2 separate regions of the Homo sapiens genome follow, and region 2 is linked to region 1. Evidence: read pairs that join two places in POLR2A ChIA-PET (ENCODE). Cell type or tissue: HepG2. All regions are shown on one strand. Links, peaks and the distances in the headings refer to the core of each region. The heading gives the core; the rest is flanking DNA. Region 1 holds the start of LOC124901083 (a long non-coding RNA gene). Region 2 has its middle 7.4 kb from the start of PSD2-AS1.

Region 1 (4,389 bases), core at 139-4,138:
GGGTGATTGGCCTGCTCCATTTTCTGTCCTTTCTGAACCAACAAGGTTTGTTTGTCTGAGGGCCATGACTAAGGCTGTGGCCTTTCTCTGATCTTGCTTTTCCTTTTGGGCCTATTCCTCTTGGTCCCTATTATAGAACGCTGAGGTTACTAAGTTTAATAATGCCTCCAGATTTTGTTCAGGGCCCAGGGCTCACTGTTGGAGCTTTCTCCTGATATCTGTGGCTGATTGGGTAATAAACTTATCTTTTAGAATCAATTGACCCTCTAGTGAGTTGGGTGACAGGGGAGTATATTTTCTTAAGGCCTCCCGTAGCCACTCAAGGAAGGCAGACAGATTTTCTTCCTTTCCTTGAGTTATGGTGGACATCACTGAATAATTCATGGGCTTTTTCCTAATTCTCCTTAGTCCTTCTAGAACACAGGTCAACAGATGTTTACAACTCCAGTCCCCATGATCTGAGTCAAGGTCCTAGTGGGGATCATACTGGGGACGGCTTGCTGACTGGTAGGGAATTTGTCCATTTCTTTAGCTGTCATTCTATCATTTACTTGTCTAAGATACCAGGTACCTCCAAACTCAGCTAAAGCTGCATTCTTTTCATTAAAGGCCAGGGTTTCCTCTAACAATAGCATGACATCTCTCCAAGTGAGATCGAAGGTTTGCCCTAGACCCTATAGGACATCTATGTACTTATCAGGATCATCTGAAAACTTCCCCAGGTCTGCCTTGATCTGCTTTAAATCAGAGAGGGAGAAGTGGACATGTACCCGGGTTGGGCCAAATTCCCCTCCCCCTACAGCTTGAAGAGGACATAACCGATAGCCTGGGGGTTTTTGTGGTCCTTTGGAGATTTCTTTGCTTATTTCCTTCTGGGCAGGGGAGATTAGAGGAGGCTTATCATTAATAGGAAGGGGAGCTATAGGGAGGCTAGGATTTGAGGGTATGCTGAAAGGTCCTCCTGTGGGATGTAAATTGCAAGCTTTGCATAGTTGTCTATTCTCCTTCAATGAAAAGAAAGCTTGGACATAAGGTATTTCAATCCATTTGCCTTCTCTCTTACAGAAAAGGTCAAGCTGCAGGATAGTATTGTAATTTATACTTCCCTCAGGGGGCCATTTTTCCCCATCAGAGAGAATACTGGGGCCACGCCATAGTGCAGACAAAAATGAGCTGCCTCTTTTTCAGGGTTTGCAGGTCAAATTGGTCCTAATGACTGAGGATGCATTTCAAGGGTGAGCCTGTTGATGCCTGAGTGTTTCCCATCTGAAAGACAAAACTGCCCATGGTTTTGGTTTGTTTGTTTCTCCCCCTGCCCAAGAATCTGCAGTGGTCCCTGGACACTGCTGATCGGAATAGTTGCACTCACTGACACAGCAGCAGAAACACCTCTTGCCCAAGAACCCGCAATGGTCCTTGGACCCTGCTGATCAGAATAGTTGCACTCACCAATGCAGTAGCAGAAACACTAGTTTTCCTCCTAGACCACAAGGAGGACTGAGGAAGGTCGGATTTAGTGGCCCTTACCAATGCATTCTTGAAAACCTGCACCGTTGCCTGTCCTCCTAGACCACAAAGAGGACCAAGAAAAATCGGATTTAGTGGCCCTTACTGACGCATTCTCGATAACCTGTTAGAATCCTAAGCATTCTCCTGTTAGTATTGGGACTTTACCCCTGTTCTATAAAGATGCTATGCCCCAAAAATGAAGTGGAGGGCCATACTCTGAGGGAGGGAAGGGATCTCCAGAGTTGGAAGTGTGATGCCTTTTGTCCTCACTTATATGAATAGGAAGGATAAAGGCTCCCCATATCCTAGCTTCTAAGGATATCCTAGCTTTCTAAGGCTCCCCATATCCTAGCTTCAGAAATAGCTTTTGTTAGTCCTGTTTGTCTGAGGAGGGATCCTAGAATTCCAGATATTCCCCCCTACAATGGGGCTTTGGGCAAAAATTATGTCTTTCTGATTGGTGAGACTGGGTGCCTACAGAAGGGACTCTCATGAGTCCTGAAGTTTATACTAGAAATCATTCTTATGGGAGAAACTAGAAAAGCACCAGAGATAGGGAGTGGTTTTTAGAAGCAGGACTAGCCTCAGAGAAGAGAGGCGAGAGGAAGTTTGTCTGACAGGCATTAGGACCCAGGAGGCAAGGGTCAGGATAGATAGGATAGACGGGCGAGTCTCGCTTGGGCGACATGACTTTCAGAGTTCCACTCATGGCCGCAGGGTCAACCAACTTGTCGGGACCTGGGAGCTGAATGGCTTTCCTCTGTGTTGACCCTTGGCTCAGTCCAGAAGTACAGGAAAAGCGGAAGCTGGTTCCAGGCAAACCAACGCTCCCAACTCTGAAGAGTCGGGTGTTGTCAGAGAGCCCTTTCCCAGAAAGCCTGATACTCTTGTCTTTAGTCCGGCGGCCACGCTAGTCGCTTTTAACTGGCTGACAGGTGCCCGGTATTTAGCCCCCAAATTCTAAGGAAAAATAGGACAGAATAGCAAGCGAAAGGGGTCTGATGGTACTCACCACTTGGCGATAGGCGATAGTCCCATCTGGGTAGACAAAATGTGTCTGGAATTGGTTCCTTCTGGTGGGTTCTTGGTCTCACTGACTTCAAGAATGAAGCCGCAGACCCTCACGGTGAGTGTTACAGTTCTTAAAGATGGTGTGTCCAGAGTTTGTTCCTTCAGATGTTCAGATATGTCCGGAGTTTCTTCCTTCTGGTGGGTTCATGATCTTGCTGACTTCAGGAGTGAAGACACGGACCCTCGCAGTGAGTGTTACAGCTCTTAAAGGTAGCACGTCCGGAGTTGTTCATTCCTCTCAATGGGTTCGTGGTCTTGCTGACTTCAGGAGTGAAGCTGCAGACCTTCCCAGTGAGTGTTACAGCTCTTAAAGCTGGCATATCTGGAGTTGTTTGTTCCTCCCAGTGGGTTTGTGGTCTCGCTGGCTTTAGGAGGGAAGCTGCAGACCTTCACAGTGAGTGTTACAGCTCAGAAAGGTAGTGCAGACCCAAAGAGTGAGCAGCAGCAAGATTTATTGCTAAGAGCAAAAGAACAAAGCTTCCATGATGTGGAAGGGGACCCGAGCAGGTTACCACTGCTGGCTCAGGTGGCCAGCTTTTATTCCCTTATTTGGCCCCGCCCACATCCTGCTGATTGGTCCATTTTACAGAGTGCTGATTGGTCCGTTTTTACAGAATGCTGATTGTTGCATTTACAAACCTTTAGCTAGACAGAGCGCTGATTGGTGCATTTTTACAGAGTGCTGATTGGTGCATTTACAAACTTTTAGCTAGACACAGAGTGCTGATTGGTGTGTTTACAATCCTTTAGCTAGACAGAAAAGTTCTCCAAGTCCCCACCCAACCCAGAAGCCCAGCCGGGTTCACCTCTCACTATGAGGGAATCAGCCCAAGATGAAGGAAGAAGCCCCTTTGGGCCCCTGAATGCCATCTCAATGACAGTGTTCAAGGCCCAGATCTAGCCTGATGTGGGTCACCTCTCTTGCAGGCACTGCATTTCCACTAACATGGCCCAAGGAAACATCAGCCTTTGGTTTCTATTTTTTGAGACAGAGTCTCTCTCTATTGCCCAGGCTGGAGTGCAGTGGTGCAATTTCAGCTCACTGAAACCTCTGCCTCCCAGGTTCAAGCGATTCTCCTGTCTCAGCCTCCCAAGTAGCTGGGATTACAGGTGTGCGCCACCATGCCTGGCTAATTTTTGTATTTTTAGTAGAGATGGGGTTTCACCATGTTGGTCAGGCTGGTCTTGAACTCCTGACCTCAAGAGACTCACCTGCTTCAGCCTTCCAAAGTGCTGGGATTACAGACGTGAGCCACCACATCCAGCCAGCATCAGCTTTTTTTTTTTTTTTTTTTCAGACGGAAGTTTGCTCTTGTTGCCAAGGCTAGAGTGTAATGGCACAATCTCAGCTCACTGCAATCTCAGCCTCCCAGGTTCAGGCAATTCTCCTGCCTCAGCCTCCCGAGTAGATAGGACTACAGGCATGTGCCACCATGCCAGGCTAATTTTGTATTTTTAGTAGAGACAGGGTTTCTCCATGTTGGTCAGGCTGGTCTTGAAGTCCTGACCTCAGGTCATCCACCTGCCTCAGCCTCCCAAAGTGCTGGGATTACAGGCGTGAGCCACTGTGTCTGGCCCAGCATCAGCTTTTTGATCATGACTCGAAGTACACCTGTGGCCCTTCAAAGCTCTCAAGGATTCTTCACTCAAACTGCTGAGAGACCAAGATACCCCCATCTTGGGATCACACAGCTGTGTTAATGAACCTAAGACTGAATTTATTTCCATTTTTCTCTTATTCCCTTTTTTCTCTGTTTTGATTATACAAGCAATACACGTTCATTTTAATAAAAAATTTAAAATATAATG
Region 2 (4,389 bases), core at 199-4,198, 230 kb before region 1:
GTCGGCTGAAATTAAAATAGCTTCTTGCTACGTTTTCTGGTTTCAATATTCTGGATAAACTCATGGAAGCTGAATCAGGCAATTTGTCTGTCTCTTGCTTTGTTTCTGCTGTTGCCCCTGCTTTGCAGGGATCTCAGCACACGCTTGGTCTCCCCTCTGAAGCAGACCCCAGCCGGGTCTGGGGGGTGTCCAGTCCTGCACTCCCAGGGCTGATCCCCCCAGGAAGGTATCCATGCCTATGCACACACCACCCCCATGGGTTCTTGTGGCCCCTCAGGAAGGGGGCAGGACCAGGGCCCAGCCTTGGCCAAGAGCTGCCCCCAGCAGACCTCTCTCTGCCACTGCTCCCCACAAGGTTTCCAGCACCCCCAGCCCCTCCCTCTTCTGGGGAACCTTGCGGCTGGGCCCGTGCCTGCGGCGAGTCTCACCCCAGTATTATTTTAGTCGCAGACAGACACGAGGCAGATGGTGACAACATCCCTTCCCCGCTCCCCACTGACGAGCCGTTGCCGCCCTGAAGCCTCAGGGTTCTTCTCCCTCAGGAATATTTCAGTCCCGACTCGGTGGCTAAATGCGGCTGCTCGTGTGAGACAAGCGCACATCTGCGCCTCCTCCTCCCTACCCCCTACCCATTTCCTGAGGCTGAGCAGAGCCCTGGGGAGGCCCTGCCCACTTGCAGCTCTGCCCCATCCTCCCAGCTGCCCTACTGTGTGCCAGGCATCATGCCATGAGCATGGTACCACTGGGAGAGGGCAGTTACTGTGCCCACTTTACAGATGAGGAAGCTAAGGCTCAGAGTGAAGCAGGGGCCATCCCAGATCACACAGCAGGAGAGAAGGCGTTCCCTTGGGTCCCAGTGCACCCTGGAGACAGACACAGCCTCCCTCTGCTCCTTCCCCACCCCTCAATCCTCCACCTTACCACCCCTGTGCCTACTCCAGGCAACTTGCCTTTCTAGGAGCTATTTCATTGTGCCCACTCTCCTGCATCAACCTGTAGCCCAGGGCACGGGGCTAGCCAGCTAGCTGGTCCTAGCTCAGTGGGCATTCGGCTATAATTGTGACTACCGAAGTCAGGATGGACAAATGCAGGAGGAGGAGACCTCTTGCATGAGACAGGCCTGGTTTCAAATCCCAGCTTTGTTATGACTTTGGGCAAATCACTTCACCTCCCAGGACCTGTTTCTTCATCTGTAAATGCACAGCAGCAGTATAACCTCTCCTTACCCCTAATTCAATGAGTGACTGCTATATTCCCAGCACCTAAAGCAGGGCCTGGAACACAGTGGGTGCTCAATGTGTATTTGCTAAATGAATGACACAGGTAATAAGATGAGCATCAGCCCTGGCTCCATGGAGCTAGTCCTCCCAGCAGCCCCACCCTCAAAAAGGCCTGGGGCCAGCTCTGCCTTGGTGGCCCACTAGGAGCTGAAGTTGGTCACAAGAGCCAAACAGAGTCTTGTCTCTAGGCCCCTCCCCAAGCCCCACAATGCAAAGTGCTTGGGGCCTTAGGGGGCGGGCCATGGGCACGGGGACCCCATAATAGGCCTGGGTGCCAGCCAAGTGTGGGAGTTGGGCTGAGGTTGTTTTGGTTCCCTCATGCCCCCTTCTCCAGCCACCCACCCTGACTGGCCAGGGGTGGTGAAGCTGGACAAGGGCTCTTTGAGGGCTTGGGACACTTTCTGGGCAGGTGAGGACATGTCTATTCCCAGTCAGGCCTCCTGGCTGTGGGCTCCCTACCCCAGCACAGTCCGACACCCCACCCCCCACCACACCTCAGCTGGCCTTCTGGGGCTGGGCCAAGATACACACTGACAAACCAGCACACAAAAACACCACCCACCACAGTGACACTCACACCCTGTAAAGATATACAAAGCATATACACACAAACATACACCACCCAACTGAAGGCACAGAAACAAACAGACGCAATTTAGTGTGCACGGCAAGGTACACAAGCTCACAATGTCTGTGATGCAGAGCGCACCATGTGCACCCAGCGCAGGGTGTATCCATATAGTCACACAGCATGGCTGCTAACACGTGTGTGGCACAACCCAGCCCAGGTACATAGCTCAGGAGCACAGATGTGCACAGCAGGAGGTATGAGGCCAGTCTTGCACCGAAGCTGAGGTCTGTCTCCCCATACCAGACCAGCAGCTCAGGGACAGGTTGGGGTAGGGACACAGGGCCATCGGAAGAGGAAGAGGGCAGGCCGGGCCCAGGGTGGGGGTGTGTCGGGGTCAGCTCTGCAACCCCCACTTTTACAGGACTTGGCCGAGGCATCAGTGCCTGCAACAAGCAGGTTTTTTTGTGGTAAAAAGGTCAGGACCCTCACCTCTAATCACATTGACATGTCACTACCAATCTCTCCCCTCAGCAGCCACCTCTGCCCAGGTCACCCTCACACTCACGCATGGCATAAGAAACTGGATGAGGCTACTCACTGTCACCATAAAAGCCAATACAAAGGGAAAGAGAGGCTGAGTGTCAGTCAGTGCAGGTGCGGAGACACTTTTCAGCAGGGAGTTCTGGGCAGCAGACCACCCTCTGCCAATCATGGTCAGTCAGGAAGGGTAAGTTCATCTCAGTGGCCACACATCAACCCAGCCCTGAGAACACAGCCCTGAGGCCAGCCGGCTTGGGAAGGCCTCCTGGTGAAGGACAAAGGCCCTCCTCTCTGGCGCTCCCTGTTCCTGGCACATCTCATCCATTGCTTCCCATCTCTGGTCACTGCTCTGCGGTGCCCACTGCCCTGGCACTGGCATTCAAGGGCCCTAGTTATCTGACCCCATTCAGAGCTTTTTTCTCCAGGCCTTCACCAATGCTGTTTCCTCCACCAATGGTGCATTCCCAGCCTCCACTTTTGGTGGCCTCTCCATCCATCAAAATCAATGCCACCCCTCCCCCCACAAGAAACCTCCCCAGTCACTGCCAGGAAAAAAATTCTCACTTCAGTCCTGGAATGAGAGATGAGGACCCATGTGGGGCTCTGCTGGACCCCAGTGTCCTAATCAGCAAAATATGAAAGACACGGCCCATCACCACTGAGAGCAGAAGAGACAGAACAACAAGTGCAGTGATCCCAAAGTAGGGTTCACAGACCCCTGGGAGTCTCCCAGACCTTTTCAGGGGTAGATGAGGTCAAAATTATTTTACTAATAATACTAAGACATTATTTGACTTCTTTATTATGTCTAAGCCATACTAGGTAAAACTGTTGCTGGCTTAGCACAAATCAAACTGTACTAGGAGTCATATTCGGCACATGTATGCAGAATTCACATAAAACGCTTCTATAACATACCAGAGTTGGCCAGACGTGGTGGCTCATGCCTGTAATCCCAGCACTTTGGGAGGCCGAAGCGGATCACGAGGTCAGGAGTTCGAGACCAGCCTGGCCAACATAGTGAAACCCCGTCTCTACTAAAAATACAAAAATTAGCTGGGTGTGGTGGCACGCACCTGTAGTCCCAGCTACTTGGGAGGCTGAGGCAGGGGAATCGCTTGAACCCGGGAGGCAGAGGTTGTGGTGAGCCGAGATCCCACCACTGCACTCCAGCCTGGGCAACAGAGCAGGACTCCGTCTCAAAAACTATATATATATATATATATATATATATATATATATCAATCAAAGTGTGTTGGCTGCCTCAAGAAAAGCATTTATGCTATTGTTTGAGTTGCGAGCTGAACTAGCTGGTTTTTTTATGGCACGTCATTTTTACTTGACAGAAAGACTGACAGGCAGTCTTGGATATTTGGCAGTTATTCTCTCACAAATAATGAAGTAAGCCAGTCACTTCAAGGAAAACAACACACAGTATTTGTTGCCAATGATAACAATCTTTTTGTTTTGTTTTGTTGTTGTTGTTGTTTGGGGACAGGTCTCACTATGTTACCCAGGCTGGATGCAAACTCCTGGGCTCAAAGGATCTTCTCGCCTCAGCTTCCTGAGTAGCTGGGTCTACAGGTACACACTGCTATGCCCAGCTAAAATTCTATTTTCATTTTGCATATTCTGCTTATGTATAAAATTATATTTTTAAGTGAAATTTAAATTTTGAAAGACAGGTATACAACACCATAACACCATAAGCTTCACAGTTTCCTGGTACATTTCTAATGAAACTGTTGGTGATATCCATGGATGTGATTTTTTAATATGGCATAATGAAATGTGTTAATAATTGAGAGATCTTTATAACTCAGTGAACAAATATTTTTTATTTTAAAAAATTATTTATTTATTGTTCATTTTTTAGAGACAGGGTCTTGCTATGTTGCCCAGACTAGCTTCGAACTCCTAGACTCAAGAAATCCTCCTGCCTCAGCCTTCCACGTAGCTGGGATTCCAGGCATTGTGCCCAGAAAAATTTTCTTTTTT

The links. ChIA-PET counts read pairs that join two places held together with the same protein. Peaks named below come from ENCODE experiments on the same cell type or tissue, not always from the same donor. Only the 100,000 strongest peaks of a DNase experiment are listed, where the experiment ranks them.
Region 2: POLR2A ChIA-PET joins it to region 1 with 5 read pairs; 1 of 35 experiments calls an interaction of 5 or more read pairs at or near these places.

The regions. Positions count from the first base shown.
Region 1 is chr5:139,501,946-139,506,334 of GRCh38, reverse strand. LOC124901083 (a long non-coding RNA gene) reads right to left here and starts at 3,093. Exons shown (of 2, transcript XR_007058961.1): 1 at 2,522-3,093. In HepG2, for the core only: no CTCF peak of the experiment used is centred there; DNase peaks (open chromatin) are centred at 1,412, 2,244 and 3,154; H3K4me3 peaks cover 2,044 bases.
Region 2 is chr5:139,736,644-139,741,032 of GRCh38, reverse strand. No RefSeq gene overlaps it. Among named protein-coding and RNA genes, the nearest start is that of PSD2-AS1, 7.4 kb to the left of the region's middle. RefSeq lists an enhancer at 1,956-2,883. In HepG2, for the core only: no CTCF peak of the experiment used is centred there; DNase peaks (open chromatin) are centred at 1,488 and 1,772.